Linked DNA regions of Homo sapiens: region 1 is linked to region 2. A link is a loop called in an ENCODE intact Hi-C map of the cell type or tissue named here. Cell type or tissue: CD4-positive, alpha-beta T cell. All regions are shown on one strand. Each heading gives the region's core, and the rest is flanking DNA. Links, peaks and the distances in the headings are about the cores only.

Region 1 (2,924 bases), core at 170-2,669, 53 kb after region 2:
GTCAAGGATTCAGCTTTGGAATATTATGTGATTTTTAGACACTTCTGAAGCATCTACCAGGTGGTTGTAGCTTCAGGTAGATTGTTGGATCATTAACTGATGCTCAGAGAAGAGATTTGTGAAAGAGGCATAAGTGTTGTTATTGTAGGCATACAGATTGTAATAGAAGCTATGAGAATGTTTGGGGACATCCATGGAAAGAGGGTGGAGAACACGGAGAAGAAGACCACGACTGTCTTAAGGAGCTGCTTCCTTTAGAGTTGGTTAAAAAAAAAAAAAAACAAAGAAGAAGAAGAAGAAAGAGACAGAAAAAAAGATCAAGGAGATAGGAAAAAAGAGCGAGCAGTTGTGGTGTCAGTCAAAGAGGGTTGCCTGGTGCTAGGTGGTTAAGTAAGACCATGACAGGGAAGAATCCTCTGGATTTGACAACATGGAGACCATCAGTAACATCTGTAAGTATCTGTCACTTTATTAATGATGCCAAGCCTGTCTTCCTCTGTAAAATGTCCTAATAGTTTACCTACTTCCCAGAGTTTTTGAATTTAAAGTACTTTGCACACTTTGTACAAGACCTGGCTAAATGTGAGTTGTTAGTTTAGCTGAGAACAAATGCTTGCATTGGTATAAAATAGGTTTGATAACACCCTCCTCATAAACTTGTTAAAAGGAATACATGAAGTAATGTTACATTTTAGAAAAGTAGATTTTAAAAACAGGTATAGGAAGTAGGTCTTCCCCACACCTCCATCTGAATCGATTACAGCTGGTAAATCTGAGAACAAGAGGACCAAACCACATCTTCAAGGAAGCAGAATACTCAGTGGTAAGGTTAGGCCCTGCCAACCATTTATTTAATTAAGAATCCTTTAGAGAGGTATTGAGTACTGGTAAAAACAGAGAGATCTGTGTGGCAGAAAACATGATGATAAATTAAAGCACTAACATATATTTCAGTTTCTATGCAAAACACAGTCTAGCGTTGGCTCTCTATAATTGTATGGCTGGTAGAGATGCTTCAAAGATGTGCTGCAATTCAGCAAAAGCTGCCACAGGGCCAAAGCCAGTGGCCCAGGATTAGGGGACCTAATACTAGTAAAGATAGAGTCACAGTGCTCCCTACAGTTTTTAAGCTTAAAGGCCAAGACGAGGCCAAGGATGCTGATGCCTTTGTCCAGACCTTTCTAGTGTTCATATTCTACCACCCAGAAATCTAATCCTAAGAAGAGAATTTACCAGTCATTGCCAGGGCTAGCACAGCCCTGGGAAAATGGGAATATGCGGGAGATAGTTCCTCTATTTCCTTTCAGCTGAAGATGGACCATGCTGGGCACAGTGGCTCATGCCTATAATCACAGCCATTTTGGAGGCAGAGAGAGATAGGAGGATTCCTTGAGGCCAGGAGTTCAAGACCAGCTTGGGCAACATAGCGAGACCCCCCCCGCCCACCATCTCTACAAAAAATTTAAAACAAAAAACAATTAGCCAGGTGTGGTGGCAAGTGCCTCTAGTCCCAACTACTCCGGAGGCTCATGTGGGAGGATTGCTTGAACCCAGGAGTTGCAGACTGCAGTGAGCTAAGATTGCACCACTGTACTCCAGCCTGGGTGACAGAGCAAGACCCTGTCTCAAAAAAAAAAAAAAAAAAGATGGACTAATTGGCCATGTTCTCAGATAAACTGGTGGTGGAAGGTAATCTTTGGCAACAAACAAGCTGAAAAAATATTACTCATTTTTAATCTAGTTAATAAGGGAAATTGAGAGAAGTTCTAGCACAACTGTGAGGTACTGCAAAGGCACTATTTTTCCTGGTCTGTTCTGCTGGAACTCCCATTCCTAGACAGCCTGGCATCAGGCACAGCTGAGAGGGAAACCCTGTCAACAGAGGACAAGTCCCTATTCTTACTGAGGGGCAGGTGGTCAGATGGTCACGCTACCAGAAGAAATAGCATTGACTGTTTGCTGAGCCACTGGGTTTGCATGCAATGGGATCGGGAGGCTGTGATCAGAGAAACAGATGAGAATCTTTTCAAAAACAGACAAACATTAAAATGCAGGAGGTCTATTTATTTGTCAAGTCAACGTTTAGTAATAAGGGAGAACAAAGTTTACCCTGCTATCAGAAAATAAGAAATCAGAATCCAGTCATATGGGATGGGAGAAGCTCGCAAGCTATTACAACTGAACTCAGGAAGCAGATAATCAGCTAGGAAAGAGGTACCCTTAAATGCCAGGCTGTATCTGAGAGTGTATCTCCCTTGATCAGAGCCCAGAGTACAAGCTAAACAATTCCTTCATAAATCAGCACACATCAGCTTCTAAAATCAGCAATATGTCTCCAAACATCTTGAACTGACATTAAGAAATGCTGCACCATTGAGAAAATGGTTTCCAGTTATTTGAACTTAAAGAATTAACTTGTTGAAGCACATCTTTAATCATTGATAAGTTACTGAATTCAAAGAGAAGTAATAATGAATGGTAAACCAATTAACTAGGAATTATATTTCAATTTTTTTTTGCTTTGGCAAACTTGATGATTAGTTGATATTTTTTCAATATTTAGGAACAAGGAACACATATAAATTTCACATTTGTGTTTTTAGCATTTTGACCAGCAATTCATTTTTCAATTTCATGTGTGAAGCTAAACTGATGATCTGTTAATCTTCGTTTGTTTGGAATTAGCCTGAAAAGTGCTAAATACTGCTTTTTGGATAGAATCTTGAGTGGACTAGAACCAGTTTGTTAGGAAAAAATAAATCTGAGCCTACTTTACGTTTGAAGTAACTGAACGATTACATGATTGCTTGGCTATTTTAACAGTTGATCTTGATTTCCACACAATGTGCAAATTTATTATTACTATAAACAAAAGGGGAAAAAACCCTTACATCTATTACAAAATGCTTTAAGAGATAGTATTT
Region 2 (2,924 bases), core at 267-2,766:
ATGAATTACAATATTTTCTTTTTCAGATTGTATAAGTACTTTTGCTTTTGTGCAAATAACGCTGAAGGAAGATATTCCTTTAGATTGAAGAGCTCATGGAACTCCATGGGGAGAAAAAATAATAAGTTTAAGTGCCATCGAGACAAAGACTAGTTTTAACTGGCTTATATATTTATTATATATTCTAGTGGGGATCTGTTTTATCCCTGCCTGCTCATATGCTACAGAGAAGAAAGTTTAGAACACTTTAGAAACTACCTCTAAATAAGAAACCATTCTCTCTGTGTTCCCTAACACCGATGCTTTGATGGTTACTTTAAACTCTGAGATATTTGTTAATGAAAATAGTCTTTACTGTTTTAAAGCTATTTTAACCACAAATGGACAGTTGGAAGGAGTATTTAACTGAGTTATATATGACACTTGAGAGTATAAGTCAAAAACTGTTTCAGTGAAGTTTATAAAACCTGTCTATATTCTTTTATTAAATAACTTGGCAAGGCATAGTTTGTGACTTGGAATTTGAATGGTCAAGTTTTTGCACATTCATGATCACAGAGTTCAGTGGTCTCAAATTGCATCTTATATCACACTGTGAGACACCAAACTGAGTATTCAGAGGGGACAGTAAAGCTTTTATTTTCAATTTAAACATGTAATCCAATCCCTAATTATTTCTAAACAGTCATTGCTGCAATAATTGATATGGACAAATATAACCTTTTCTCACATTGTATAGTTTAATTTGCATATGTGGATTTAAAAATGTGTGAGGGAAATGAAATACAAATTACATTAAATAAACTGTAACCACAGGGTTTAAAATTAATGATACAGTGTTCTCTAAAACAGATAACTTACGCTTATGATTTGGCACAAGTGTTTTGTATTTTTCCCCTAAAACTTTTTTGAATAAATTTATATTAAATGGTAAATAGTACAATTTCTATTTAATATTGTCATCATTTAGTACCATTTTATGTTATTTATTTATTTATCTATTTATTTTAGTAGAGATGGGGGTTTTTCCATGTTGGCCAGGCTGCTCCCGAACTCCTGACCTCAGATGATCCGCCCACCTTGGCCTCCCAAAGTGCTGGGATTACAGGCGTGAGCCACTGCACCCGGCCGGTACCATTTTAAATATTTCATTTTCGTAAGTTTTATCTGGGAAATATAAAACATAAAACTTCAAAATATAAGAAAAATTAAATATTTTAAATCTAAGTTTTAAAAAGTCAAATTATCATGCTACTGAGAAATTGAGTTTATTATATAAGATCTCACAACATTTCCTGAAATTAGAAAACCGTAATTTTTTCTTTTTTTTTTTTTTTTTTTTTTTTGAGACAGAGTCTCACTCTGTCGCTTGGGTGCAGCAGCATGATCTCAGCTCACGCAACCTTCATCTCTTGGGTTCAAGCAATTCTCATGCCTCAGCCTCTCAAGTAGCTGGGATTACAGGTGTATGCAACCACACCCAGCTAATTTTTGTATTTTCAGTAGAGACAGGATTTTGCCATGTTGACCAGGCTGGTCTCAAACTCCTGACCTCAAGTAATCTGCACACCTTGGCCTAGAAAACCATAATTTTGTTAAACTTTGCAAATAAGAAACTCTGTAGTCAAAATCTTGGCAAGAAAATACTATTTAATTTCTAAAGTGAAATTTGGGAGCTGTCATCAGTGTTGTCATGCCATGATTTTGTTAGCTACTTGAGTGAGTATAAGATAATGGCAAAATTAAAGGAGCAGACCTAAGAATGAAATTATAACTTTAAATATCAAATCTTTGTATCTAACCAGTCCACAGTTTTAAAAGGATTTCGTGGATATTAGAAAAGTCATGTCTACTCTTTAGGACTTCAGCGTAGCATGTTGAAACGTATTTTAGGAAGTTTGATCCCTTATTTTTAAGCAAAGCAGTTAATGTCACATGGGGAATATCTGAGTTGTAAAGACCAAAATTGTGAAGTCTTCATCTAAGAAGAAATGAGAAATCGATTTGTAAAAAAGAAATGAAAATAAACAAATGTAATTTGGCAAAAGATGAAGGCAAATTTTAAGTTAAAGGAAGGAAGTTAGGAAGAAATGAAAGAAAGCAGTCATACTCCATGTAACATTTAATGAGAAAAGAACAGGTTGCATTATGTGTCTTAGAATTTCTCTGCACAGACAAATAAAAAATAATTTTCCTTTAAATTCCGTAAGTGATTTAAATGATTCACTTATCTTTTGTATGGATTATAAAAAGCAAGTTCAATTCTTAAATCACATAATTTCTATCTTCACCAGTTAATTTATATGAAAATTAGGAACTGGCCAATCACCTAATAAATTCCATCAAATAGACCATTTAGATAATAAGCACAGTTACCTCCTCAACAGCAGGTTGATTTTTTTTTCTGTACTAAAATTATAAACGTCACCACTTCAGTTTCCTATATCATTGATCTGGTATCAGCCAGGATGGCCCATGGCTTAGCTGTAGGAGGGTAAAGTGAAGAAGAGACATGAAACAAGTTTACATTGATGACTGTATCTAATTCTTCCATGTGTACACAGACAGTCCTTTAAATTGTTTTATATCTTTAAAAAGAGGGAGGGAAGGAGGGAAGAAGAGAGAGAAAGGGGGGAAAGAGGAAGAGGAAGGAAGAGAGAAAGGACCTGAGAAGTGTCACAGAAAGCTTATTTAGTGTTTATTTTCTGTGACACAATCCAAGATTCTTTTAGCTACAATGAATTCAACTAAGCTTCATTAGTAAGGCTTGGAAAAGACTGAAAGATCATCTGTTTTGTCCAGAATCTAATCAGTTTCAAGATGTCCTACATTTAGACTACAACAGCAGAGAATGTCTAACAGAGTCTCTTCGTTTTTTAGGTCTGGATTTGGAATCTCTGTGTTTTTTCATACCTTAGAAATTG

Evidence for each region. A loop is a pair of places that touch in the nucleus more often than their neighbours do. Peaks named below come from ENCODE experiments on the same cell type or tissue, not always from the same donor. Only the 100,000 strongest peaks of a DNase experiment are listed, where the experiment ranks them.
Region 1: a loop joins it to region 2, with 2.4 times the contacts of the local background. A loop is called at or near these places in 68 of 110 quality-filtered maps.

What each region holds. Positions count from the first base shown.
Region 1 is chr10:22,257,668-22,260,591 of GRCh38, reverse strand. It overlaps LOC105376447 (a long non-coding RNA gene), which reads left to right and starts at 2,048. Exons shown (of 2, transcript XR_001747390.3): 1 at 2,048-2,924. It overlaps LOC100130992 (a long non-coding RNA gene), which reads right to left. Exons shown (of 1, transcript NR_038921.1): 1 at 2,044-2,924. In CD4-positive, alpha-beta T cell, for the core only: no CTCF peak of the experiment used is centred there; a DNase peak (open chromatin) is centred at 1,111.
Region 2 is chr10:22,310,844-22,313,767 of GRCh38, reverse strand. No RefSeq gene overlaps it. Among named protein-coding and RNA genes, the nearest start is that of COMMD3, 4.1 kb to the left of the region's middle. In CD4-positive, alpha-beta T cell, for the core only: no CTCF peak of the experiment used is centred there; no DNase peak of the experiment used is centred there.